Regions from separate parts of the Homo sapiens genome. Here all the other regions are linked to region 1. A link is a loop called in an ENCODE intact Hi-C map of the cell type or tissue named here. Cell type or tissue: mammary epithelial cell. All regions are shown on one strand. Region 1 overlaps LOC105376214 (a long non-coding RNA gene). Region 2 overlaps LINC01509 (long intergenic non-protein coding RNA 1509). Region 3 holds the start of LOC107987112 (a long non-coding RNA gene). Region 4 overlaps LOC105376214 (a long non-coding RNA gene). Region 5 holds the start of LINC01509 (long intergenic non-protein coding RNA 1509). Region 6 overlaps LOC105376207 (a long non-coding RNA gene). Region 7 has its middle 370 kb from the start of KLF4.

The links. Hi-C counts contacts between places; a loop is a spot of excess contacts. Peaks named below come from ENCODE experiments on the same cell type or tissue, not always from the same donor. Only the 100,000 strongest peaks of a DNase experiment are listed, where the experiment ranks them.
Region 2: it touches region 1 in a loop (20-fold over the local background); 6 of 110 quality-filtered maps call a loop at or near these places.
Region 3: a loop joins it to region 1, with 12 times the contacts of the local background. A loop is called at or near these places in 4 of 110 quality-filtered maps.
Region 4: it touches region 1 in a loop (6-fold over the local background); 10 of 110 quality-filtered maps call a loop at or near these places.
Region 5: a loop joins it to region 1, with 8 times the contacts of the local background. A loop is called at or near these places in 29 of 110 quality-filtered maps.
Region 6: a loop joins it to region 1, with 15 times the contacts of the local background. A loop is called at or near these places in 2 of 110 quality-filtered maps.
Region 7: it touches region 1 in a loop (3-fold over the local background); 3 of 110 quality-filtered maps call a loop at or near these places.

Annotation. Positions count from the first base shown.
Region 1 is chr9:108,270,969-108,274,968 of GRCh38, reverse strand. All of the region lies in intron 4 of LOC105376214 (a long non-coding RNA gene), which reads left to right. It overlaps LOC105376212 (a long non-coding RNA gene), which reads left to right. Exons shown (of 3, transcript XR_930235.3): 1 at 1-3,605. Among named protein-coding and RNA genes, the nearest start is that of ACTL7B, 580 kb to the left of the region's middle. In mammary epithelial cell, a CTCF peak has its summit at 2,249 (motif pointing right); DNase peaks (open chromatin) are centred at 2,258 and 2,728; H3K27ac peaks cover 552 bases.
Region 2 is chr9:107,420,363-107,424,362 of GRCh38, reverse strand. LINC01509 (long intergenic non-protein coding RNA 1509) reads left to right here. Exons shown (of 8, transcript NR_121581.1): 8 at 3,943-4,000. Among named protein-coding and RNA genes, the nearest start is that of LINC01509, 44 kb to the left of the region's middle. In mammary epithelial cell, a CTCF peak has its summit at 1,975 (motif pointing left); a DNase peak (open chromatin) is centred at 1,962.
Region 3 is chr9:107,998,085-108,002,084 of GRCh38, reverse strand. LOC107987112 (a long non-coding RNA gene) reads right to left here and starts at 2,154. Exons shown (of 10, transcript XR_007061721.1): 1 at 1,512-2,154; 2 at 1-1,415. RefSeq lists an enhancer at 473-1,672. In mammary epithelial cell, a CTCF peak has its summit at 2,088; a DNase peak (open chromatin) is centred at 1,974.
Region 4 is chr9:108,054,131-108,058,130 of GRCh38, reverse strand. The region is part of intron 4 of LOC105376214 (a long non-coding RNA gene); the gene reads left to right. Among named protein-coding and RNA genes, the nearest start is that of KLF4, 570 kb to the right of the region's middle. In mammary epithelial cell, a CTCF peak has its summit at 1,522; DNase peaks (open chromatin) are centred at 560, 1,200 and 1,830; H3K27ac peaks cover 3,313 bases.
Region 5 is chr9:107,463,614-107,467,613 of GRCh38, reverse strand. It overlaps LINC01509 (long intergenic non-protein coding RNA 1509), which reads left to right and starts at 1,029. Exons shown (of 8, transcript NR_121581.1): 1 at 1,029-1,146. RefSeq lists an enhancer at 761-1,260 and a silencer at 1,763-1,942. In mammary epithelial cell, a CTCF peak has its summit at 1,864 (motif pointing left); no DNase peak of the experiment used is centred here; H3K4me3 peaks cover 998 bases.
Region 6 is chr9:107,710,848-107,714,847 of GRCh38, reverse strand. All of the region lies in intron 2 of LOC105376207 (a long non-coding RNA gene), which reads left to right. Among named protein-coding and RNA genes, the nearest start is that of KLF4, 220 kb to the right of the region's middle. In mammary epithelial cell, a CTCF peak has its summit at 2,264; DNase peaks (open chromatin) are centred at 2,257 and 3,087; H3K27ac peaks cover 1,804 bases.
Region 7 is chr9:107,853,138-107,857,137 of GRCh38, reverse strand. It overlaps the pseudogene LOC101926973. Among named protein-coding and RNA genes, the nearest start is that of KLF4, 370 kb to the right of the region's middle. In mammary epithelial cell, no CTCF peak of the experiment used is centred here; no DNase peak of the experiment used is centred here.

The sequences.
Region 1 (4,000 bases):
AACAAATTCACAGACGCAGAATCCAAGAATAATGAGAACCGACTGTATATTCAATCATTGGGCAAATATTAATTGTGTGCCTACTATGTGCCGGACACTGTTCTAGTCACTGGGGATTCAGCAGTGAACAAAACAAAGCCTCTGTGCTCCTGGACCTAACATTCTGGGGAAAGGGTAAATGCAGGTAGTAAAGTACATCATGGTCAAGATGGTGATAATCTATGGAGACAGATCACACTGGGAGTGGAGTAGGGAGGGATTAGTGGAGTGTTCTGTGAACACTCAAGGAAATCAGTTCATATGGACATGTGTGGAAGGAGCAATTTGGGAAGTAGGGACACGCAGTGTAGATGCTGAGCAAGAAGCCAGGATGGCTGCAGTTGGGGGTGGCAGAGAGGAGATGAGATAAAGACTGGGTTGGCAAATGATGTAGGATTCTCTGACTTCAGAACCTGGGCTCTTGAAAGGAACATGGGATGAAGATGCAGTATGAGCACTGGGGTGCATTCTAAGTTGTCATAAGGTTGGCAAACGAAAAAGACTGTGAGCTTTTGCTCTTGAGAAAGGTTCCAGTAAGATCCAAAGAAAGAATCTTCGCAAAGGGGTGGAGGCTTCGCCAAGGCCCCCAGACCTCTACTTCATCTGAAGCTTCAGGGTGGGTCACCTGAGGATGCCTCTTTTAGGGAAGTGACTTCAAATCAGCTTGGGATTGGAGGAGACTCTCTGGGAGATAATCTGGCCCAGAGCTGCAATACTGAGGACAATTTCATCAGCATTGACAGTGCATCTGAGGAGAGGCTGGTCACAGCAAACAAACCATCACCCAGGACAACAGGAGTGAAGGCAGAGAGCAAGTCTGCACAGTAAGATTAGCTTGTACAAAAACACTGCTCAACCAACTCAGCTCTGCTCACTGCACTCATCAGAATATGAATGCCACAGCCCATGTTGGAGTCAGTTGCAAAACTCATCTGCAGTTAGACATCCTAAGACTCAACCCATACCACTGACTGATATGGAAACTGAGGCCCAGCAAGGGAAACTAATGAACATCCCATCAAACACCAAGGGAGGGGCTGAACCAGGATGGAAACTTAGCTCTGGCCAAACCATCATTCTAGACAGTTATTCCTAGAGTTAAAAAAAAGAAGAAATTTCACAGAATTCCCAGGTTTGCAGAAAAGCCACTGATTGAGCTGCTGTGTTTGTGTCCATGCAAGCAACTGCAGCCACCTCTACAATTCAGTTTAGTGACTTTATTTATTTATTTATTTAGGCAACCTGGCCATTCAACATCTGCCTCTTGGAGGGCCCTGTGGAAAACTGTGTGGCCATAATGTGAGCCACTCCCAAGAGAAAGGTTCTTAGTCAGCAAAGGTGGTCACGCTAGTTGGAAGAGTCAAAAGGAATTAAACTCCTGTCCCATGATCTTTAGATCTAACAGAGGCACTGGTTCCCTCTTTCAAAGCTTTTTGTAGGAAGGCCTGTCATTTGTGAGGCTCTCTGGCTTCAGGCTTCTGCCTATCTTCTGCGAGGCACTGAATCCCAAAAGAAGTGGAAAGTGGTTGGTCGGGGACAGTGGTGTGCTGGTAGACCCGCTCTCTGGGGGATGGTAAAGGAAAGCCTTGGTTTCCTGCATTTGCCCGATATCTGTGGTGCAAATACTTTCCCCATGGTGGCTTTCAAGCTACCAAGGATTCACAACCGGCTCACAGAATTCCTGAAAATTTAACAATCCACTCTCATGCGCCTGCTGCAGCCATTTCCAGCCCACCTCTGTAGCTCTCTAAACAGCAGGGCCTCATGGATGAGACTAGAGAGGGGAGATGTAGCTGGCTCTGTTTAATTCTGTGAGGTCAAACCACACCTGGGAGGGTGTGTCTGGTTTCAAAGCCTACATTGTAAGAGGAACATAGGCACACTGAAAATTGTTTGATTTGGGCAAGAAGCAATTTCGTCTGAAAAGCCCACCGGGAGACCTATTGCTGGAATGAGAATCCAGGGGAAGAAAAACACAGGGTATCCTGGCCATTGTTTCCAAATCTCTGTGGGGCTGTAAGGTACTTTTCCTGAGGCGTGGAATCTGAACAAATGGGTTGGGGAGGCGTCTAGAACCGGGATGCTGATTTCAGCTCAACCTAGGACTTTTCCGATAAAGCCACCCAGAGAAAGGCAGAGCTGCCTGGCACCATGAGGAATGCCATCACTAAAAGAATAGCATAAAGAACATAGGGCACCCACTAGGTGGGGCTGTGACCGTGGGGACTCCAGGGGCCCCTTCTAGTTCCTGGGGTCTGATCCTGCAATGGACTCTTCTTCCTTTTCCTAGGTAGCCAGTTTTATCTTCTCACTTTCCACTCCCCTTTTCTCTTTCTCCTCTTTCCTGGGCTCTTTTTCTTAGCTGCCTTTAGCCTCTTTACTGGGTTGATCTTCCTTCTGGGACATTGACCTCTAGAGCTTCCTGCACAGAGCGGACTCAGCCCCTTCTCTTTCTCAGGACCCACTTACACCCCCGGGGGAGAGAGCAGGGGCCCTCCTTGTCTTATTTTTCCTTGCTTTCTCTTCTCTCTTCCAACATTCTCAGCTCCACATTTGTGATTGAAGAAGGGCAAATAAACAAATTGAAACTGAAACTGAGCATTGGCCATAAAGTGAGGACATCTGGGAGGCTTGTAAGGAAATTTACATGCTTGCCTGGTTTCAGGTTGCATATTTTGTGTTGCCTGGTAACAAGCCCAGCGTTCCCTTTCATGCTTTATTCTCCTCCTATCCCCTGTTTATAGTGTAATTACCACTGTGACATCATAATCCCTCATTGAACAGCTGTCAGGGGGGCCCAACTGCTGAGTAAACAGGGCTTTATAATCTCTCCTCCCATGGGCTGGTTTACTAAATAGATCAATATTTGGTTTGTAGGCACAGAGATTAGGAGGTGGAAATGTCTTTTGAAAAAGCCCAATCTCTTCCCAGGGCCCTGAGTGCACCTGAGAATGCTGAAAAGAAAAGCCAAGTTCACGGACAAAAAAAGAATCACCCAAGCTGCTTTCACCTGCCTGCGATTTCCCAGGAAGCCAGTTTGTCTTTAAGAAGTGAGACCCATTTGAGAATGAGTAATGTCTTAGGCTCTTTAGTCTAATGCTTAGAGAATTCCACTTTCTTCTTTCGCTCGGCCTCCCCCTGAGCTCCCCTTTCTCTGTCCCCAACTCCATTTTATTTAATCTTTCTAAATGGATATTGTAGCCTCAGGGACTAAAAGAATGACACATGGATAAACAGGAACTAAGCTCCTAAGCTTTTCCCCTACCTGCCATCTTCCTCACCACGCATGAGGATTAGAAGCATCACAAAGAAAGCAGTCTCGGAAGTTTGTCAAATAGAGATTTCTGGGTGATGGTTTGGGAAAGGATGATTTAGATCGTGCCTCTCCTGGGTCGGGAAAGTGACTGAAACACATAACAGCAGAGAACTTGAAGTGCTGGTTTGAGCTTCAGGAGATGTGAGTTCTAGCCCCAGTGCTGCCTGTGATTTTCTCTGTGACCTGGGACAAGTCCCTTGTGGATACGACAGGATATGCGGGCTACAGGGATCTCTGAGGCTTCTCCCAGGTAGGCAAAGTGGAGTGTCAGACTAAGCTGGGCTCAAAAGTTTGTCCTGACACTAGTTAACAGCAAAGTCTTCAAATCACAGGCAACTCTTAAGAGTTGCACTTGCTTCGCTGTAAAAAACGGGAGAATTAATGAATCACTGTGAAGACTAAATGAGATAATGGATGGGGCACACCTCACTGGGTGTGTGATACTTGGTAGGTGTCTTTTTAAAGCATAATTCCTATAAAAACCAAAACTATGGTTTAAAAAAAGGCTTGGAGGTAAAAATTAGAAGGAAAGGAAAGTAAAAGAATAATAACAATCAACACCAGTGTAAGCCATTCACAAGACACAAAGTCCCTTTCACGTATATGATCTTAGGTAATCTGGGCAACAACCTTGAAGAAGAGAAA
Region 2 (4,000 bases), 850 kb after region 1:
TTCTCCAATGGGCCAGGCTTCATTCCTGCCTCAGGGCCTTTGCAGTTGTTTTTCTCTCTGCGCGCAATGCTTTTCTTTCAGCATGACTTTCTTTTTTCTTTCTTTCCTTTTTTGTGAGACATGGTCTCACTCTGTTGCCCAAGCTGGAAGTGCAGTGGTGCAATCATGGCTCACTGCAGCCTCGAATCCCCATGCTCAGGTGATCCTCCCACCTCAGCCTCCTGAGTAGCTGCGACTATGGGTACCTGCCACCACGCCCAGCTATTTTTTTGTATTTTTTTGTAGGGACAGGATATTGCCATGTTGCCCAGGCTGGTCTCAAACTCTTGAGCTCAAGTGAGCCACCTGCTTCGTTCTCCCAAAGTGTTAGGGTTGTAGGCATGAGCCACTGCACCCAACCAGCTTCCTTCTTTCGTATCATGCAGATCTCAACTCAAATTTCTCATACCTGGCTACTAACTAAACAGTCCCACTCCATCCCTGTTTTGTCATATTATCCAGTTTTATTGCCCTAATAGCACTTAACAGTCTCTTTATATTTCTTGTCTCTCCCCGTCCCCACCCAGCCCCACTTTCTTCGTCCTTAGAATGTAAAATCCTTGAGAGCCCAGGCCTTGAACATCCTGTTCACTGTGGGCTCCCCAGTGCTCATAGTAAATATTTGTTGAATGAATGTTGAAAGTCTCCTCCAAGGGGTTGACTCCTTCAAGTGCCTTTGTGACAAAGCCAAAATTCTAATCTGTATGCTTTACGTACCCGTTCTCATGGATCCTCTGTGGTGCCTTTTCGGCTTACCAGTCCTGGCAATGGAAAAGTAAACGTGGCGTACGCCTGACTGCAACAGTCTTTTGTTGGTTTGCTACTGAGCTTCAAGATTAAGGGTTTGGGCTTCGGATACAAGAGGACTCGTCTTGGTCCTGCCAGTCAGTTCTGTGAACCTGTATAGGCGACTGTCCCTCTCAAATCCTCGCATTTGGGCAGGAGATGCTCCCTAAGCATTGATCACCTGCCCAAATGTGAGGATTTGAGTTTAGGATTTAGGTCTCTGCTAAGAGCAATTCATCCTATTTTGCACTCCAAAGCCACTTAGCTGGCATGGCAATGTCTCCATTAATCAACTAGCTAGAGTGCTTGGGGCCAGAAGTGTCCTGGTTAATCTAACTTCCTGGCTACGGATCAATTAACTACGACATCCTTGTTAAAAATATGAAGAGTATATGAATTCATTTTCCAGCTCTAGAAGGCCACTTCACTGAACAAAATTCTCATTCTTAGAAAGTATTATAAGGTGGCATTGTTATTTCCCTCCCAAAATTAAAACTGAGCACACAGGGGCTGAGTCAGAGGGACCCTTTGGGGTTTTCCAGCTGTTAAGCACAGCTGTGTAACTTTAGGCAAGGCATGGCTTTAACCCTCCAGTGTATCCATTGTCTTATGTAGGACATGGGGGAGATATTACTCCACTTCCAGAGAAGTTGCTAGGATGAAAGGACATAACAAATACAAGGTGCTTAGCATAGTGCCCTGCGTGTAACAAGTGCTCAATATTTATTATTATTGTTTGCAATGTCTCTGACCACTGCGATATGACCACCCACCTAATTAAAGGAGGGCAAGTGCTGGGACAGAGCTGTCCTCTGGTTCTGGCCTGCCTCTAACACCCTCTGGGGTCCTGGGCAAGCTCCATCACTTTCTGGCCTCAGTTTTCTCTTGGGCAATATGGGGTAATCTGGTTGATCTCTGATTTTCATGCAGGTGCTGAAAGCCACTGGGCTCTGGGTGCCCTGAGATCTTTTCCTCTGTTGAGCTCGACCCTGAAGGGCCAGGTCCCTCCTCTCCTGGTGAGGCTGGCCCCTTCCAGGGACCTCCCTAGGTGCTGGCTTCCAGCCCAGCCAAACTTGTCAACCAGTATCCCGGTGCAGGAGCTGCACATACTAGCCCCTGTCTAGGAAAAGCTGTCCTGCGACGCCCTCTGGAGGAAGCAGGGCTTCCTTTCCTCTGCCATCACGTGCTCAGTCTGGGCCCCAAGGATTGACCCAGGCCAGGGCTGGAGAAGCAGAAAAAAAGCATCAAGCCTACAAATGCATGCTTACTTGCAGCAGAAATAGACTAATTGCATGGGCGTTTCCCTGGGATCCCTGTCTCCAGGCTTCTCTCATCCATGCCTTTCTAGGCAGCCCACATCAGCCCTTGCTTAAAACTCTCCAAGGTTTCTCATGCCAAGCTCCCTGCAGGACATCCCAGGCCCTCTGGGACAGCAGCTCACGGGCCTCTCCAGCCTCATTTGCCACTGTGACCCATTCTCCAGCACTGATTCATCAATTAGCCCATCACAGGCGTAGCTACAAGATTAGTTTTGAGACTCTCATTCTATATATTTATGTACATCCTCCAAAACTGATAAAACAAGAAAGCCGTCAAGTTGTAATTGATAAATATGTAATTAAATGTCTACAAAATGTAACATGTCAATTGTCTTTGCAACTGGCCTCAACCTTAGGTAGCCATATATAACTCATATTTCCTGTGTGATGTGGGTGAATTTTAATAAGCATGGTATAGTGTGGGGGTGGGGCCTTGGAAAATAACAGTGCCTGGGGCCTCTAAGGTCTAAAGTCGTCCCTGCCCTTCACAACCTCTGCTTTAGCCATCCTGAAACACTGGCTGTTCCTCCCACAGACTCTGCTTTCCCTAGATTCCGGGCCTTTGCACCTGCAGTTCGCCTGTTCTGAATGTCCTCTCTTTCCTCCTCACCCTTCACTCCCTCCCCCTTGCCTGGCTGAGTCCTGTGACAGACATTTCAGGAGCCACTTTGGAAGCTTTTTCTTTTCTTCTTCTTCTTCTTCTTTTATTTTTTTATTTTTTGAGACGGAGTTTCACTCTTGTTGTCCAGGCTAGAGTCTGGTGGCACAGTCTCAGCTCACTGCAACCTCCACCTCCTGGGTTCAAGCGATTCTCCTGCCTCAGCCTCCCGAGGAGCTGGGATTTCAGGCATGCACCACCACGCCCGACTAATTTTGTATTTTTAGTAGAGATGGGGTTTCTCCATGTTGGTCAGGCTGGTCTCAAACTCCTGACCTCAGGTGATCCGCCTGCCTCGGTCTCCCAAAGTGCTGGGATTACAGGCATAAGCCACCACACCTGGCCTTTGGAAGCTTTTTCTAATGTCCAGTGGGACTCCTGCTGTAAGCTCCCTTTCACGCAAGTCTGCAATGAGAATGCAGCAGGAAAGCCTAGTACCAGCATATTTTATCTCCTTGCTTGTTTTTGCACTGGCCCTGACCACCCTGAGGATCAAGGCTGGGTCTGATTCAGCCCTGTATCCTCAGCACTAGGCTCAGTGCCTGGGCCATAGTATCCTCACATTTAATGGGTGGTGGATGGCCAAGGAAATGAGTGATGGATGGATGGGTGGATGGCTGGAAAGCCTCAGCATTAGGGTGTTGGAAAAGAAATTCACCAGAGCACTTTAGTGGTGTGGCTGGTCAGGGCACTGATGTGGCAAGGTTGGAAAAGATGACCTACTGCTCTTTCATTGAGCCCCCTCCTGCTTGCATGCTGCATGTCTACACTGGAACAAAGGCACCAAAGAATCAGCCTCTGGGTAGAATGACATCCCAAGGTTGCAACTGGCAAACCCTAGAATGTGGCTAACTCTAGATATAGGACAATAATCGCAAGTGAAAACACAACAACAAATAAATGGCAAGAGGAAGAAAATAAGCGAGAGAAGAAGCCTTTAGACTAAAAAAGACTAAAGAGACATATTAACCAAACCCCATACGTGGATTTTGCTTGCATCTTGATTGCAACAAACCAACCATTTTTAAAAATTATAATAAAATCAGAGAAATCTAAACAGTGGATGGGATTATACTAATAAATTATTTAATTTTGTAGATGCACGTATGGCATTGTATGTTTTTAATTTTTATCTTTCAGAGCTACCTACTGAAATATTTACAAGTGAAATGATGTGAGATGTGGGATTTGATTCAAA
Region 3 (4,000 bases), 270 kb after region 1:
CACATAGCAGACCCTCAATAAATGTTAGCTCCTCTCACAACTCGTACCCCATGAGACATTGAGCAAATCATTTAATGAGTGTTAGAATTTCTCTGTTGCAAAATTAAGCCCATTTGCCTTGCTCTTTCTACCTCTCAAGGCTGATTTGAGAGGTTAAATTGATAGTGGAATGAATGTACTTTGTAAATGGAAAGCACTAAGGCAAAATCAAATTTATTGGGAGAGCTCTTTTAACCATGTGGGAATGACTCAGGAGAGGAGAGGAGAGAGTGCGTCCTTATTAAAGACTCACCCCTTCAATCACCCCTTAGATCTGAGGCACTTTAGAAAGTCCCACCTTTGCTTGGACTTCTAGACTAATCAATTATTATCAAAGAGCTGGAGAAAAGGTTCAGTTGCTGTTGAAGTCAAAACCATGTTCGCTACAGGGCCAGTCTCCAACCCTTTAAATGCCATAAAGCCTCAAAGAAATAAAAACTGGCAAAGCCTGACGCCAGCTACATGATTAACTGGACAAAGCCTATGCACTCTAAGCCATGAGATCAAAGAGAATATTCTTTCCAACACATAAACCCTCTTAGAGAACTGGAACATGATTCATCCTAACAAGCCACTTAGGGGTCAGGTAAGCAGACCATCCCCTGCCTGAGGAAGTCCTGGACAGGAAAGTGATGGAGTCACACTTAAGGACCTTCATATTCAGAGGCAAGATGTTCATGACCTGAGACGAGAGTCCAAACAGCTAACTTCCTGAGAAAATCCTCCATGTATTTACAAAGTCGTGAGATCCTTGAGGGTAAGGGTGCCTCTGACTCAGCGGACATCCCAGTTTCTAGTTCAAAGCCTCACATTGACTGGGTCCTTAGGAACCTAGTTTTTTATGCTTGTGTCACAAAAGTCTTCACTATGAACTCATAGCTTAGCCCTAACTCACCTACCGAGGCTCCTCTTCCCCTTTATCTTTCTTATGGAAGAAAAACGAATGTAGACAGATGTGCTTGCAAGCCACCTCCTGAAATAATCAAAGAGGCTCAAAGCCATTGGAATAGGAAGATGACTAGGATACGCGTCATCATTATTTCTCTCTTATTAATACGGAGGTGTTATGAATCAAATGTTTGTGTTCTCTCAAAATTCATTTGTGGAAGCTCTAATCCCCAGTTGATGGTATTTGGAGACACAGCCTTTGAAGGTGATTAGGATGAGACGAGGTCATGACGGTGGGGTCCTGGTCCAATGGAATTAAAGCTCTTTTAATAAGAGACACCAGAGAGTTTCCTCACTCTCTCCCAGGTGTAAGCGCCAAGGAAAGGCTATGTGAGCACACAGGGAGCAGGTGGCTGTCTGCAAGCCAGGAGAGCCCTCACCCAGAAACCAATAATGTTGACACCTTGATGGACTTTCAAGCTCCAGAACTGTGAGAAAATAAATTTTGACAGCATTTTTTACAGCAGCCCAAACTGACTAAGACAGGAGGTAAAGAGAATTCTTCCCTAGCATTTGACACCAACCTCTTCCTAGTTGTTCGAGCCAGAAACCTAGGAGTCATCTTCGATTCCTCTGAAGTCTTCTGTCTTCCTCACCTAAGCAATTGCAATGTCTTTAAAAAAATCTCTCTCCAACCTGATTTACTCTGTGTCCGGACTTCTCCAGATCCTCGCCATCCCCAGAACATTTGCACTAGATCAGAAGAGTTTCAAAAGTTCCCATCTCTGAGCTGTGTGGAGTACTTAGCACACATAACTGATGCAGACATGTGGAAAGGAAGAAGGAAATAATGAATACATTAATTCCTATCTTGTGCCAGGACTGCATGAGGTGTATAATCTCAATGAGTGTTGTAAATCTTCTCTGCTTGTTTCAGGTAAGGAGATGGAGATGCAGAGAAGGAAAATGACTTGCCTAGGATTGCATGCTGGTAAGAGGAGGAACTTATCGGAAGATCTGGGTGTTGGTTGCAAATTCCATACTTGCTGCATTACAATGTGCACAGTAATGACCATCTTGGGGCCGGGCCCAGGACAATAGCATGTAGTTGGTGCTCAACAAAGAGTTATTATAGGAAGGACTCAAAACACCACCTGCTGACCAGGCACAGTGGCTCACCTGTAATTCAGATACTTTGGGAGGCTGAGGTGGGAGGATTACTTGAGCTCAGATGTTCAATACCAGCCTGGGCAATGTAGTGAGACCTCATCTCTACTAAAAATCAAAACAATTAGCTGGGTGTGGTGGTGGGCAGCACCTTCGATCTACTGAAGCTGCAGTAAGCTTGCTCATACCACTACATTCCAGCCTGAGTGAGACAGCAAGACCCTGTCAAAAAAAAAAAAAAAACAAAAAAACAACAAAACAAAACAAAAAAAAACACACACAGAGAGAGAGAGAGAAAAGAAAAAAAGCCAAACAAACACTTACTGTGCCCCGCCATGTGCTGGGTAATGCACCATGCCTCTCACCTCAACTGAGTACAATAGTATTACCTGATTGTACAGAGAGTTGGAGGTTAAATTACTCTTCTTTTTGAAGACGTTTCATCATCTGGAAAAAAAGAAAATGAAAAACCTAATTTTTCCTAAGGATTAGTAGAAGGTCAGACAGCTAGTACAGCTCAACTCCAAGGCTGATGCTTTGGACTTGGGACTTTGTCAAGCATCCATCCTCCTGGAGGGCACTGTACCCAAGCTAACTAAACATTTCTCTTTTTCCGTGTGGCTGCATCTCTGCTGGAACTGAGATTGGTAGTTAAGGAGGGGACTTAAAGAGTATCAGTTTGAAACTGCTTATCTTCTGGCTGCTGCTGAGCTTCATGTGCTGCATTCCCCCTCAGCTACCTGGAATCCTGGAATTCCGTGTCCCGAGGGCACTTAGGAGAGAAGAGGTGCATGGTTGGATGTAATGCGACACCGTGGGCAGGCTGCTCTTCCAATTATCATGTAGCTCCAGATTAGGAGTTCAACAAGCCACCCTTGGCTCAATGCAATTTCCAAAGCCAGGCAAGACCCAGAGGGAGAAATTCTCTCTAGACAGCAACTGAACTGAGTACATTTGGAAGCAGTGGGTGAGATGGTTGCTATTGAGCTCAGACCATAGAATTTTAGGGATCAGGAACTTGCCTTTAGGGTAGTCAGCTAAGAGGAGCAGTATCCTCGGTATTTACCTTCTGACTGCTGGTGTTCACAATGACAGCCAGGGCTCCAGTGAGGCTGCAAGCACCAGAGGGATTTTCCCTAGGAAGCTAGAATAACCAAGGCTTGCAAACTTAAAACTAAAATAGCTCAGATGTGGAAGGTACAACTCAACCCGTTAAGTGAATGAATGATTCATAGCATGGAGGTGGGGTTGGCTCTGCCCTTTCATTTTCAACTATCTGCAAGTCCCTAAGGATACCTCTTTTCTGAATTAAAATCAGGAGAAAAATATCTAAATTATCTTATTCTCAGTTGTCCCGTAGTGCTTTTTCCAACCCTCACCAAAAGACAGACATCTTTTTATAAATGGCGACTGCCTTTGCTAACAGAAGGTGCTGCTTTCATTTCTAATAATGGCACTCGTGTTCACTGGGAAACAAGAATGTATTGAACATAGCACCAACTTTGGAATTACATGGTCTGAATTAAATTCCGTCTCCGTGCACCATGCTGTGCAATATTGGGCAAGTTCCTTTATCTCCCCAAGTCTCAGGTTCTTCACTGTAGAATGGAGACAATAACAACAGAAGCTAAAATGTATTGAGCACTTCGATGTTGCAAATCACTTTGAACATGGGAGGGGAGGTCTAGCCATGCAGCCTCACTACCAAACTATTCACCAGGCAGTAACAATGTGTCATAACAGATAGTTCTCAATGGCTTACATGGCATTTTTATAATAGAGACTTCCTTTGATTTTTTTCAATTGTTCAATGAGATAGACCCAGTAGGGCTGATGAAACCCATTTTGTAATGAAGAAATGATGCTTAGAGAGATTAAGTGGCTTTTCTGAGGTAATCTAACTTGC
Region 4 (4,000 bases), 220 kb after region 1:
GAAATTTTACTGGTCTGGGCGAAGCCCAGGACTTGGGAATTTTCATGGAGGCACCCCCAAACCTTATAGGAGAAGAAATCCAATACACAGTCAACTGAACAGGCGCATGTAGATAAATGCCTACTCAGTTTCTGCAACTCAGGCTAGATCCCTTCATTTGTGAGGACTTCCTTATTGCCCAGAGGAGATCGGCTTGCTTCCTTCTCTTTGATCTCACAGCACTTGGTGTGCATCTTATTTATTGCTTTTCATATGCTACATTGCAATGATGCCTTCTCTCATCTCTCCCAGTTACTTGAGGGCAGAGACAAAACACTTCCTTCTTTTCTGTATCTATACACAGTTTAGCATAGAGCCAGGCCCAGGCAAAGACTGATATACGAATACCCCTGGGAGAGCCAAATTCCATCCACTGTCTGTTTTTGTCAATAAAGTTTTGTAGGAACACAGCCATACTCACTGGTTGATATACTGTCTATAGCCGCTTTCAGGCTACAATGGCAAAGTTGGGTAGTTGCTACACAGCCTGTATTGCCTCAAACCGAAATGATTCACTCTCTGGCACTTTACAGAAAAGGCTGGCCAATCCCTGCACAAGCACACACAGCCAGTTTGAAAGAGTCAACCAAAATGTTGCCTCAGGAATGTTAACAAGAACTAGGGAGGCCAGAGTATCATTGAAACAAGAGTCTATTCTGTCTTCTCTCGTAAAGACTTTATCTTTTGCTTTAAAGCCTGCAACTCACCTCACTATTTTTTTTTCTGCATTTGGTTTTTGTCATTGTTTTTCTCCCATTTGGGGGTGTTTCTTTAATATATATTTTTTATTTTCAGTAATGGAATGTGATTCATCCATTAAATATTATCTTTCTGAAGCATGTTATATATCATAGTAAGTAATACTAATAACATCAAGTGCAAATTCACATACAGTCTAATCCCAGCCAAAGTTTTTAAAAGGCAGTGTTCAGGGAGAAGGAAGAAACATACAACAATAACATGAATAATTGCTTCTAGCTATCTAGGCTTGGGCGAGTTTTATTCATTTTTTTATACTTTCTTATATTTACAATAATAATGAATCTAATCTGCCAAGCATCTCTGATAAAAGCAGTTCTGATTTCAGTGCTCCTGTTATTACACAGACACTGTCTCTACTAGGGCATCTCACATTGCTAAATGTTAGACTCACTCATAAATCCTACCTATGATTCATCTCTATCACATCTGTGAAACTGCTTTGGATAAAAGTCATTGTGTAAATGGAAAACATTATCTTTTTTTTTTTTTTTTTGCAATCTTGTAACAAAATTTAAAAATCAGGTTATCCTCTAAGTCTAATTTGCGATTTTAATTCTACTTATTAGGTTGATTCATAAAGATGGATTTCACTGTTTCAGCTGCTTTCTTTAATTAGCTCCTTTCTAATGCAGACATCTAAATTCTGCCAGAGGGTAAAAGAGAAAGTAGCATATACGGTTTCGGTGTGGTGGAAAGACATAGTGGCACAATGCCTTCGAAGGTGGGCTCCACCTTTGCTGCCTCCTAGATGTGACCTTGGGTCAGTCATTTCAGCTTTCAGAGACTCCGTTTCCTCATCTGCAAAATGGGATTACTAATAACCTACTGGGTTACTGGAAGAATTAAAGAAAGCAGTTTTACATAAGTGCTGGATTAAGAGGTTTTTTTATCAAAAAAGAATGCCTTTAAAACTAGTGAAAGTGTTTGCTATAGAAGGAAATGCAATGTGCTTCCAGTGGAAGAACCCAGAAGGAAATGATACTTCCTGTCTCTCTGAGTCAGAAGCAGGAAGAATCTTCCTTCACATGATCTTCTATTATATACTGTAATTTATTTGAAAGAACACGGAAAGATGAGTCAGGGAACCCAGGTCCAGCTTTACCTCTAATTTGCTGTGCAATCTTAAGTAAATCATATTCCCTCTCTGGGCCTGTTTGCTCATTTGTAACATGAGGGCTGTAATTTCTAATATGAAAATTCCATGGATTCAAAAGATTGCAGAAGTGTGTCATATTGACTAAATAAACCAATGAAGTTTTTTTTTTTAAAGTCACTTTGAAAAGGAAAACATTCAACACAGGTATAGTGTTTTACAGCTTACCACATACTTTCATGATCCTCAGAATAGCCCTGGGAGCTCAGAAAGACAAGTATTATGATCTCACGCAACAGAGAAGGAAAACAGGGCCATGATCAGATAGCTAGCAAGTGATTGAACCTGCATATGTACCCAGGGCTGCCTGAAACCAAACTTTGCAAACTTTCTAGTCTACCAGGAAGAATACATTTCAATGTTCTGGTTGTTTACCTTGAACACCTTAAGTTTCCAGTGAATCTCTAATTAAATTACCCATATATTTTCTGTTTGATTATAGGTCTTCCTTGCTCTGCTGTAAGATTTACCAGCATGGGAAATTCATTTGCACAGGGCCATCTTTACAGTGTTCACGGTCTAGATTTTCATTGAAGGAGAGTCCCCAGTTGGGAAACACTCCTACAGAGGGAAGCCAGTAACATCAGGAGAAGGCAAGCTCGGAGTTTTCTAAGAAGCTCCGTTGCGGCCAAGCCTTTTCATTTCATGACCTCAGCCGAAAGCTGGAGGAAAACAACCCCAAACACAGCTCAAACTGGGTCTGCACACAGGAAGGCAATTGCTCTAGTAGGAGGTAAAACCGGACTGGTACTTTAGGTGCAGGGTAACTGGGACAAATCACATACATCCTTGGAGTGTACGTGTCTTTGTGGGCAAATGTGTAGGGTAAAATGCCTAACAAATTTACTGTTTTCAACTTAATAGGCTCAGGTGTCCTCTCCTCTAGGAAATCTTCCCTGGTTCCCCCACACAGGATCACAAATCATCCCCTTTGCTCCCAAGTCAAAGCGTTTGTCTTTTGTAGTATCTACTTATCACATGTAAGATTATTATTCTATGTTTACTTATCTATCTTTCCCAGTTGACTGTGAGCTTCTTGAAGATAACAATGACATGATTTTTTTCTGTATATATGTAAATATTTCTTATTTTTCTGTCTAAGCTATTCAAGTCTCCTAGAGTATTGAGACATTGTGTTTGCAATATTTTACTCTGGCAATATCTTCACAATGGCTCTAAGACTTTTCAGGCCCTCCCTTCAACCCTGTGTTTCTCTGAGCCTCCATCCTCTTGCCTCAGTACTCATTTCACCTTAGCCACGCTGGATTTCTTGTTGCTGTTTTGACACACAGCACATTCCTGACTTGCCCCTTTGAGGCATACTGTCCCTCACTCTTCCTGGATGCCCCCTAGAAACCTCTAGGCTGACCTCATCACCTCCTCCATGCCTTGCTTGGATCTCCCAATCTTGATGAAGCCCAACATCTCCACCCATTTTGTTGTGTTTCCTGCCTCCCCAGGTAGCCCTTGGCACTCCTAACACTCCTTCCCATGCTTAGCTTTCTTCTTTTCCATAGCACAGTCCATGTTAACCTATGATGTATCATTGTGGCTTTTATTTTGTGTCTGTATCTCCTTCTAGAATGTGACCTTCATGAGAAAAGGGAATCTTTGTCTTGCCTGCTGGAACAAAATACATCCCTAGAAAAGTGTCAGGCACATAGTAAATGCTCACACAGAGTTTTGCACTGATTTAAATCTACTGATTTTTTTTTTCTACTTGAGCTATTTAAGTCCCCCATGAGAATCAGGCTGAGCTCTTCCAATATTTTGGACCTAAACATTCCAGCTGATCACTCTCTCTCTCCTGGTCTTTGTGCAGACATGACCTTAATGATGTCGAGCCCCATGGCAAAGCTTTGCCCACAGGAAGCGAAGAGCCCCTTAATAAAGCAGATTTCCTTTTGCTATTCAACAGCAAGGGCTTTGGGCTGTTTAAAAAAAAAAATTGTGTTTCTCCTTATCAAATAGTTCCAAAACTGAATTTTCGAAATGGGTGAAGACCTCCTAGACACCCTGAAGATGGGATGAACTCCCCTTATTTGT
Region 5 (4,000 bases), 810 kb after region 1:
CACTTAGCGTCCTATTCACCCAGATGGCTGTTTTGAGCACTCACATCATGCTTTTTTAGAAAGATAAAAGTTTCCAGTCACCAGAGATTCAATTGAGCAAGGGTAAAAGACAATTGATGGTAGATGAAGAGATTGAAGTTTCTGAGATGAGTGAACAAACACTTATCTGGTCAATGTGAAAATGAATGAAACATTTGAAATGAACTGATATGAGTTGGTTGGGTTTTATCCCTATAATAAACTCTTTCCTTTGCCCTCCAAAAAGGATTAGGTCTTCTGCGAATGAGAGTTATAACCAACTCATCTCTGTCCTCAAGCCATATGGCCTTGACCTTTCTTAGTGACGGCCTAGTCACTTTAAACCATGGGTGGCTGTTGGAGATTTTTCTTGTTTGCAGCCAAGTCCTTCTGAAGGGTGACTTTGGCCCCATCAGCAGCTTCAGGAGCCATCTAAAAGCCAGGAGCAATGCATCCCTGCATTCCCTGAAGCCAAGGGGCTGCTCTGGCTGGCTTCCTTCCCTCTTCCCCGAACAGAACCAAGCTCCTATAGAAAATTCATAAATTCTTGGCAGGAAAGAAATCCTCCCATTGGAAGGAACAGATGTTGTACGAGTAACTTTTGCCATTATGCTATTCCTAATATCATAGTTTTAAAGTGTGGGGGGATGTTAACTTTTTTACAAATGTCAACATGTTCTGGGCAGTTTTTCCATCTCCATCTGTGGCATGCACATCACCAATCCTTCTGCTGCCCCTTTTTAAAATTTTCCAGGGAGTAGTTGGAAATTGGAAATATATTAAAAAGTGAAGGCGGAAAATTCAATTCAACAATATGCTAATGTATATCCTAATGGAGAAAGTAATATGCTGTTTCCCTCCCGTTGTAAATGTCAGAAATATTCTTTCTCGTCGCCTTAGAACTTGGAATGGTGTACAGACTTCTAACAAAGTAATTATGACCAATTAACAATCAGAGACTATTGCTGTTACCAGAATTCCCAGAGTGAGTAAAACCCCCCTTCTAAAGAAAGCCTCCATCCTGCTTCACATTCAAGGGGCTTCTAGGCCATTTGCACTTCGTTTACACCTCATTAAACTGCCCACATTATATGCCTGGGTCCCAGGTGACTGTGGGAAAAGATCAAGGTCAGTGGATGCCGCATCTACCCTCCGAGTAACCTTAAAAAGGGTGACTGCACCTCTACTGGTGCTAGCTGGGGTCCCCTCCCTGGGGACAGCGATGCCCGCTTGCGGCGGCTTCTGCGAGGGCCAGAGCGCCCGCTGGCTGTGGCCGGGCCCAGAACACGCCTGATCGCTTTTGGGTTCAAAGTCAGAATCGGGTGAGCGGTCTGGGTGGGATGGGGTGGAGTGGGGTGTGGAATCGCTGCGCAGAAGCAGAGGAAGGTGACAGCGGGGGCGGGGCGAGGAAGCAGCGGAGCCAGATTTAAGTGCGCCGCCGGATCGTCCCGCAGTTTCCGTTCTCAGGCCAGGTTTCCCCCCTTCCGCCAGGTCGTAGCCAAACCAGTCCCCAGATCCGTGTGGGGCCTAGTGTCGGAACCCGCACCCCAGAATAGCTCGTTCTTGAAGCTCCGTGCTCAAGTGGAGGTGCAAATGGGAGCGCTCGCGGGGTGGGGCGCGGCTCGGGGGGCACCCATATCCAGAGCCGATCCCATCCCGCGCCCTTACCCAGTCCCAGTGGGCCCCTGTGCGGCTTCCCCCGCATCCTCTCTGGGAGGCCAGTCCGCTCTCCCAGGCGCGGCTAGGGGCGCGAGGGACTCAGGAGAGCGTGGCCACCCCTCTGCGCCCGGAGCTAGAGGCGGGCGCAGCGCCCGCGCGGTCTGCAGTGCCCCCCACCGGACGGCCCGGCACAGGACGGCTCCGGACCTGGCTACCCGCTCCGCGCCGCCTTTGCTGGAGGGAGCCGGCGCCCCTCCTCTTCCTCCCTGTTGAAGCTACCAAAGTTGTGAAATTTACAATCAAGTCAAGGAGAATACGCTGGCGCTGTCACTGCCTGGCTTCCAGCTCCCGGGGACTGTGGACTTCTAGGCTTCCCTTTGGCTAACGTGAAAATAGACGGGACAAGGTCATGTAACCATTAAGTGGGAATGTGCAATAACGTGTCTGCTACATGACAAATACTCGCTAAAAGACGGACATCGTTATGATTACTCGCTGGCTAGGCTTTGGCTTCTCTGGAGTCTGCTCCTCTGTGGCAGATAGGGATGGTTTCTACCTTTCCTTTGAGGTAGAAAAGGAACCTGAGCACCCAGCTGGGGTCCAGTCTTGCAGTGCCACTAACTCCATCTATGGCTGTGGCCTCAGCTGTCTCCTTTTTGAACCTAAATATTCTCATTGCAAAATGGGAGTAATCATACTCCACCCACAGAGTTGCTACAAGATGAGAAATGAAGGACTCCTTATTCGGGGCAAACTCACTCCCACTGTCAGCTGGCGGGTCCCAGACCACCTGTATCTGTAGCACGTAGCAGGTGCAGTGCATAACATTTGACCCTACTCACAGGCGGCGCTCTTTTCTTTTTAATTTATTTTTGTAGAGAGAGGGTCTCCCTTTATTGCCCAGGTTGGTCTCAAATTCCTGGCCTCAACCAAGCCTCCCACTTCAGTTTCTGAAAGTGCTAGAATTACAGGAGTGAGCCACGACGCTCAGGGTCCTTTTTCCTGAAACACATAGTAGGTACTCAATGCAAGTCTCACCCACCCACAGCAGCTAGCCCATCTAGGGTGCCTTTTGCAGCCCTGTCTGTGACCAGGAAGCCTGGGCTGTGGGAGGTTTTAACTGTTGGGATTCTTCTTCCTTCTCTCCCCTTGACACCCCTTCCACAAATGCCTGGGATCCTTTCTGGAAATTGGTGATGTTAGAAATAATAACACACAGTCCTGAGACATAGTGCAATGGAATGCACAGTCAGAGGACCTGACTGTCAAGGGCAGCCCTGCTAGTTAGTTCCTGGCTATCTTTCTCCTGCAACCTCTCTGAACTCCAGTAACCTTATCTTTCTTTCTTTTCTTTTCTTTCTTTTCTTTTTTTTTTTTTTTTTTTTTTTGATACAGAGTCTCACTCTGTCACCCAGGCTGGAGGGCAGTGGCATGATCCTGGCTCACTGCAACCTCCGCCTCCTAGGTTCAAGTGACTCTCCTGCCTCAGCCTTCTGATAGCTGGGACTACAGGCACCCACCACCATGCCTGGCTAATTTTTGTATTTTTAGTTGAGACGAGGTTTCGCCGTGTTGGCCAGGCTGGTCTCAAACTCCTGACCTCAGGTGATCCGCCTGCTTCAGCCTGCCAAAGTGCTGGGATTACAGGCGTGAGCCACTGCGCCCAGCCCAGTAAACTTATCTTTCTTTTTCTTTTCTTTTTTTTTTTTTTTTTTTGGAGACAGAGTCTCACTCTGTCGCTCAGGCTGGAGTGCAGTGGTGTGATCTTGGCTCACTGCAACCTCCCACTCCCGGGTTCAAGCGACTCTTGTGCCTCAGCCTCCTGAGTACCTAGGATTACAGGCGCCCACCACTATGCTCAGCTAATGTTTTTGAATTTCTGGTAGAGACGGGGTTTCACCATGTTGGCCAGGCTGGTCTTGAACTCCTGACCTCAGGTGATCCGCCTGCCTTGGCCTCCCCAAAGTGCTGGGATTACAGGCGTGAGCCACTGCTCCCGGCCGTAATACAATATTTTATGCCAGCAATCCAAATTTTGGGACTGTGTGATAAGGCACCAGCAACTTTGAGGTCCCATACTGGTAACTTCTCAAGATCTCTAATATGATGAACTTTAAGTGAGAAAAAAAAAATACAGAAAACCAGTGTTCAATATTTACATGGCCTCACCAGTCACAGTGCACTTCTGTGTACATTATATCCATTTAATTGTCAGCCCATTTTCCAGATGAACCTCAAAGAGGTAGAGCGACTTTGGACACAGTGCTCATCTCTACAACACAGAGTCTTCTCTCAATTCAGCCTTATCTCTATGCTGTTAGAC
Region 6 (4,000 bases), 560 kb after region 1:
ATAATCTTTTTTTTTTTGCTTTTGTTTTTGTTTTCGTTTTTGAGACGGAGTCTTGCTCTGTCACCCAGGCTGGAGTGCAGTGGCTTGATCTCAGCTCACTGCAACCTCTGCCTCCTGAGTTCAAGCGATTCTCCTGCCTCAGCCTCCCGAGTAGCTGGGATTAGAGGTGTCTGCCACCATGCCTGGCTAAATTTTTATTATTTTATTTTATTTTATTTTATTTTGAGACGGAGTCTCCCTCTGTTGCCAGGCTGGAGTGCAGTGGCACCATCTCAGCTCACTGCAACCTCTGTCTCCCGGGTTCAAACGATTCTCCTGCCTCAGCCTCCAGAGTAGCTGGGACTACAAGCACACACCGCCATGCCCAGTTAATTTTTGTATTTTTAGTAGAGACAGAGTTTCACCTGTTGGCCAGGATGGTCTCGATCTCTTGACCTCGTGATCCACCCACCTCAGCCTCCCAGAGTAATTTTGTATTTTTAGTAGAGTTGAGGTTTGGCCATGTTGGCCAGGCTGGTCTCAAACTCCTGACCTCAGGTGATTCACCCACCTCAGCCTCCCAAAGTGCTGGGATTACAGGCGTGAGCCACCGCACACGGCCTGGATTGTAATCTGTAGAGTTGTGTGAGGTAGGATTGAGGTTGAGAGTAAGGATGCGCAGGAAGATTGCAGAGCTGAGGCCGTGAGCAGCTCCTTATTCTCCATCCAAGGGGAGACTATAGACCTTCATACGTGAAGGGCTTCTTTGACAAAAGTAAATTTTCAAAATCCAAACCTCACCAAGCAACTCCCATTTAAAAAATCCTGTAGGCTTGGGCGCAGTGGCTCACGCCTGTAATCCCAGCACTTTGGGAGGCCGAGGCGGGAGGATCACCTGATGTCAGGAGTTCAAGACTAGCCTGCCAACATGGCAAAACCCCATCTCTACTAAAAATACAAAAATTAGCTGGGCGTAGTGGCAGGCACCTGTAATCCCAACTACTCAGGAGGCTGAGGCAGAAGAATTGCTTGAAATGGGAGGTGGAGGTTGCAGTGAGCTGAGATCACGCCATTGCTCTCCAGTCTGGGCAACAAGAGCAAAACGTCATCTCAAAAAAAAAAAAAAAAAAAAAAAAAAAAGAAAGGAAATCCTGTAGGGCTGCAGCTCACTCCAGTTACCCACAGGATTATGCCTGAGCAATGCAACCAGACCCCCCAGTCTCCCTTGCCAACTGCCTCAGCCTCCCTCCCTCTACTCCTCCACCAGAACACTGCCTTCAATCAGGACAAATGGCTCGCCCACCTTGACACCCTCCAGGCTGTGAAGTGACCTGGTATCTTTGCTGATGCTATTCTCATCACGGAATTCATAGCCTCCCTTCTCCAACTGGAGGATGTGTCATCAAGGCTCAAGACTGACGCTTGAACAGCCCCTCATCCCATGACACCAACCTAATGCACCATCCGACCGCCATCATTACAACCCAACAGAATCCACATCCATCACTCTTGATGCTTTTCACACACACAGGGTCTCTCCACTGTGGCATTTAACACTGTAATTGTTACTTCATTGGCCAATCTCCCTAGACTGTAAGTCCTTAGAGGCAGAGTGACTAGATCCAGTCAGATTCTAGATGTCTTTCACCAGCACAAGGTCCAGCACTGGCTCCGCTTAGTGAGCCTGCTAAATGGTTGGGCAAATGGTCCTTTTCTCATGGGTAAACAGAGATCAAGGATACTTCCCTCTCTGTATGATGCCCACTTTAAGGATCTCTCTGTCCTATTTCTTACAACTGTATATGAATCTACAATTATCTCAAAAATTTTAATAAATTTAATCTAACATTAAGTTAATTTAAATGTAATTAATGAAAGGAGTCCTGTACATTGGTGCCCGCTCTCCTGTGAAGCCCTGATATATTTCTGTTGCAGGAAAAAGAGATCCCCACACCCCACATCATGCCCTGACTGCTTATCCCCCAACTAAAACCTGAGACCCCTGAATCTGGACAAAGCATTCTCCTTGGAAGTGCTGACAGCTTGCATCGAGCTTGTATTTACCAGTTTTCATTTTACTTGCATTTTACCCAGTTTGATACTGATCCTGGGGGCCACTGTGTGTCCCGTGGTCAGGGCCAATCAGAAAGGCTGGTGGGTTCCTCCCTCCAGTTCTACCTGCTTCCACTTCTTCTCTTTCCCCGCAGCCTGTGAGTGAGATTTCAGCATGCCTTGTGGTTAATGTCTCAAAGGTTTCCTGAACACTGACTGTGAGTCATGCTATCTGACAACCACTAGGTGTTCAAAGAATAATAAGACACATTTCTCTCCCATGAGGGTCATACAGACTCATGTGGAAGAGGAAGGAGAGAGCAGGTGACTCCAGCAAATGGATATGGATCCATTCGTATTAGATTGGTGCAAAAGTAAGTGCAGTTTTTGCCATTCATTTGGCAAAAACCACAATTACTTTTGCACCAATTTATATATTTTACAAGATGCTATGAGAGGACAAGAGAAGGCAGGAGGACCTAAACCTGACTAAAGATGTCAGGGAAGCAAGTCTTAGAGCTGAGACTTGGAAGATATTCAAGGACTAGGCAAGGAGACAAAGTGAGGAAGGGCTTTTTAAGGAAAAGGATCAAAAGGGCAAAGACCTGGGTCAGCACGGCCATTTCTGGAACTCCCAGGATGCCGGTACAACTGGAGCATGAATTGTAAGAAATAACAGTTAAGAGAAAACATCGAGACAAAGGCAGGCAAGGGCCAGATCATGGACAACTGGGAGATGCCTTTATCAGGAGTTTGGATTTCAAACTTGAAAGTGAATGAGGAGAAGAAATTAATGGTGTAGCTCTTAGATTAAAAAAAAAAAAAACAAACATTATCTGGAGATGTTGGTAAATCAGTCTACATGATCCCATAAACAGCTGAATTTGACCTGAGTGCTGATTAACATAAGTCACATGATTTCTTATACTCTCCATACGTTGCTGGGAGGATATTGCTTAATAGAATTGCTCTTCTGGATTGCTGGGGCTTAAACATGTAGGAGACACAGGTGAATTGCTGTAGCTCCTTAGCTATAAACTCTCCAAATGGAGTAATGGGGTGACTCATGGTAAAAGCATTTCTGCCATGGAGCAGTCTCTTGATATTGCCCTCATCGCCAAGAAAAAGCTATGTCCTCATGGCACTCGGCCAGTATATCCGGGCATCTGTTCAGCAGATGCTCTTCCCTCACACGGGATGCAATTGGCTTCATTACTTCCTGGATCACTCTCTATTATGGGAACTGCGTGTAGGGGAAAGGACACACCTGTGTTCACATCCCAGGCCTACCACTTACCAACTGTTTGACCAATGGCAAGGAACTCCTGAGCCTCCGTTTCCCCATTTCTAACATGGGAATAAGCACCCTTACCTCAGAGTGTTGTTAAATGACATAATACATGGGAAGTGCCTAGCTAATTAGAGATTCTCAAACAGAGAGAGATGGGTGTTATTAGTGTTGGGGGCCAAGTGTTGTTTTCAGCTCAGATCTTCAAAGAGGTGGAGAGGGAAGTGCTGAGGATCTCAGAGTCAAGATCTCTCCTAACTGTGTGGCTATACATCATCTCAGGGCATGCAGTGCTGGGCCAAGGAGAAGCTGGCAAGTGCCTGATCTTCCTGGCATGAGCACCGCCTTCCTCTGACTGTTTGGCTCACCATTCATGGGGATGACTGCCCATGCCCAGGAGGACACTTTCATTGCTGCCAAGGACCTTGCCAAAGGACCTGAGTTTGAAAGACTGAAGGGCCATCCTGGGAAGACAATATTTGCACAAATCCGTTTAGAAGTCCAATATTTCAATCCAGCCATTTCAGTGAGGGACAGAAGGAACTATCTCCCAAATGCATGGCAAATAAACTCAACCCAGGAGGAAAAGCAGAGAAAGAAAATTAATGCATATCAAGTTACCTAAGAAAATTATTACATATCAATTACCATTTGCTTAGAATCTACTTTATGCCAAGTATT
Region 7 (4,000 bases), 420 kb after region 1:
AGTCACACATAAAGTAACCTATTCTTGTACGAATTATAGTTTCAGCCTATTCAAGGCAGCCAACTGTTTAAGCTGTGTTCAAATAAGGCAGACATCCAGCTGTAACCAATCCTTTTTCTTGTGTGCTTAGGTAGGAATGAATTATTGGCTAAGTTGATCAAAGGGATCTGAAAGCCAAAGCCAAGATTCAATGTAAAAATAATGAGACAGCCAGGTGGGAAGGAGTCCTCAGAGAAACTCCAGCCAGCCTGCACACTGGGAGGAGTGCACACTGAGTTGGAGCCACAGAAGTTCACACGGTTTACAGCCAGGAGGAGCCTGGCCCCTCCTCTTCCTGTATGGAACCTGGGATTCAAACTGCAAGGCAGGAAGTGCACCAGCAGGGACTCTGGCTTTGCTGAGGGCCCGTTTCCCATTCTTTCCCTTTTCACCCAGTAAAACCCTGCCTTACTCACCCTTCAAATTGTCTGCAGGCCTAATCTTTTGTGGCCATGAAACAAGAACCCCATCTTTAGCTGAGCTAAGGAAAAGTTCCACAACAATAGGACCCTTAATTTTTGAAGAACTGAGCTCTCCATCTTCCAGCTATAGAAGCAGAAAACACAAAGTTGGCAAAATCTTAATAAAGATAATTTAAAATTACAGTAGAACTTTCCAAATGAACAACACTGCACTTTAAGAAAGGCATTTAAAAGTGAGGGCTCCTGAAATTAGGCTTATCCAGGAATGCCTAGTGATGGGCAGAAGCTTCTAAAAAGATTCTAATATTTTTATTATCTTTTTAAAAAGGCTTTTTGAAAGGCAAATAGAAAGCTTAAGCAATTAATTGATAAGAAAAATTGAATCTGCTAACTTTTTGGCTTAGTTTCTATTCTGCCCTGAAGGTGAAAAGAAAGTTGGCTGTAGTATTTACAAAAGGCAGGCCCTCAGGTAAAGAGGGCTTAATTATTTTTCAGAGCTATCCATGCTGAGTTCAGGCATAGAGAATGCTTTCCCTGCCCTATTCTTTAATGGGTTTCACCCTGAACTCTGTAATTTTAGCTAAGAAACAGACACTAAGTTTAAAAGTCCACCTATTGAACTAAGTTGGTCTCCAAAATACATCTTTCTGGCACTTAGCTAGCTATTTTAAAACCATTTTATATTTTAAAAAATACATCTATAAAGGAAATCTTAGATTTTAAGATTGACTCCTCTGTGCACTGGGAAGAGAGGGAGGACTGAGTCACTAGAAACTGTGAAAGGTAGATTAGATTTACATAACATGTGTTACCTATAAGGTGATTTTCCTGGCCATTTTAACTGGGCCCTTACCTACACTCTCCTTTGTTGATTTGAGCAAATGATGGTATAATGATTAGGCCTGAAGTCTCTGTGCTTTTGAGATACACGTTTTCTCCTTTGTTTCACCTAAAAGGCATCCGTTTAGAAGTGTAAATGTAGGGTTACATAACTAACAATTACTTAGGACAATGAAATAGGTAATTGGGAAATGGATAGTCTGAATAGAGGAAAGAAAAATTATTTGTAAACTGGCCAATGCAAAACCTTCATGAAAGCTTTAAGATGTGCTTCTGTGTGTCTGTATATCTGTGTGTCTATATATGTTATGTTCATGTGATATTTCTATGTGCTCTAAAATGATACTTGGTAGATAAAGCTAGTTTTAAAATTGTTGGTATAATAAAATAGGAATATCTCCAGAATTGTCAGTATTAAATATAATTCAAACATTTTTGCCTGGATCTACTGATCAGACAGGTTTACGCTGTCTCTAATACATGTTTTAAGGCAACAAAACTGCTGCTTCTATAATATTTTTGATACTTGCTTGATTTATCTGTAAGCTAAAGCTATAAGGGCTGGCTGTTGGGCTCCCCTGAAGGTTTGCACACATCTTACTGGGAGCTTACATAAGTATTTGGTTTTGAGCCTCTGGATACTGGGGCCTGGTCAAGTGGCTATTGTGGGCTTGGGGACACATCCTGTGTTGTCAATGCCTGGGCCACCAGCTCCAATGCAGAGCCAGGCCCAATATGGCCCAGCTTTGCTTCTTGGTTATACTAGGAAGAGTCAGATCCTCCAGGCATTCTCTTTACAGCTCCATCCAGTGTTCTGACCTCTACACCTGCTGTGTAAATTCAGGATTCAGAAGGTCCCTGCCTTTCGTAGCTGTCCCGGGTGCCATGTGGTATTTGAGACTCAGTATGACTGTAGAAGACATTAGGTAGTGTACCTGTGTCATAGTTTGAAGATTCTTTTCAGTAATTTAAAAATCTTAAAGACACATTATGTTAAATTAAGTAACAGATAATCATAAAATGTTTGAGTCATTTCTAAGTTATTATAAAATACTAAAACACTAATTATTAAACATAAGCTTAAGTTTCTATACTTCATCTTATTTTACATCGTATAGAAAAGCTAAATATATTTAGATCTGTTAGTAAATAAAAAAAATTGAGGAAACATATCTCTTTTATTTTTTGAAATGAGAGTCTTGTGTTGCCCAAGCTGGTCTTGAGTTTCTGGCCTCAAGTGATCCTCCTGCCTTGGCTTCCCAAAGTGCTGGGATTACAGATGTGAACCACCATGCTCAGCTGGGAACATATCTTTCTAAAAATTTATGAAATGGTTTTTATCTATAAATACTGATATAAAACAGTTCAGATTACTTCCTAGGTTTTTCACTGGAAATTAGGGTTACTAAGGGTTGAAACTGTAGTTAATTTTAATTGTAATAGTTAATTGTAGTTAAAAGTACGAGATAAAAAAGAAACAATTCGGTATACGGAGCATATTAAGTGAGATACGGACAGAAAGAGGGACACAACAGAGGCAGGTAAGAGCTGCTGCCCTGCCGTAGCCATGACTGTGGTGAACTTGCCCACCAGAAGAATATGAAAAAGCAGAGTGACTTGGTTAAGGGGAAAGCACCAAGATGATGGGCTTTCTGTTGCCTCCTGCAAGCAGAGGGACTTGGAGACCATTCAGCAGAAGCAGAAAAAGGCAAATGAGAAGGAGAACCCAGGCCGGGCATGGTGGCTCACGCCTGTAATCCCAGCACTTTGGGAGGGCGAGGCAAGTGGATTACCTGAGGTCAGGAGTTCAAGACCAGCCTGGCCAACATGGCAAAACCTCATCTCTACTAAAAATACAAAAAAAAATTAGCCAGGTATGGTGGCACACGCCTGTAATCCCAGCTACTTCGGAGGCTGAGGCAGGGGAATCACTGGAACCCAGGAGGTGGAGGTTGCAGTGAGCTGACATCATGCCACTGCATTCCAGCCTGGGGAACAGGGCGAGATTCCATCTCAAAAATAAAAATAAAAAAGGAGAAGGAGGACCCAAGTAGATTTGTGGCTTTGTGTCCAGCCCTCTTGCCGTTTGCCAGTGTGCCTGAAGCCAGTCCAACCGTACTCACATTTCCTCCTGTAGTGCTCACAGGTACCAGCACCGATGGCATTCCCTTTGCCCTGAGCCTGCAGGGCATCTCTTTTGTGCTTCCTTCCCCTGAGGTAGCCTCTCTCCCCCCGGGCCACTCCTCAGGGTCAAGTGGTCTTCCCTTCCCAGTGTTTTTTATTCCTGTGGGGCTCACTCCAAAGTATGAAAAGTCACATTGTAATTCAAATAAATAAATAAAGTGAGATGGGTGTTTTTTGGTGAAGAACGTTATAAAAAAGACATGAGGATGAGTATGTTGTCAAACAAAAAGTAATTTTGTCTCTTTTTGAGGTTATGTAAAAGTTGTTTCAAAATGAAGGAAAATATGCTATAGATAAAACTAAATGAATATAAATGTTGGGGAAAGAAGATAAAAAGAATTATACAAGAGATTATAATCTTATAAGATTGTAAGATATTATGTAAGAGGTTAAAAGAGATTATTTTATAAAATACAAGGTATCCATTGTATGGAAATCTTATTTTTGTGTTCAAAAGCTGGCTGAGATTAGATGTATTTGTTTATGAGGGTTTTTTTTTGTTTTTTTTTAAGAGA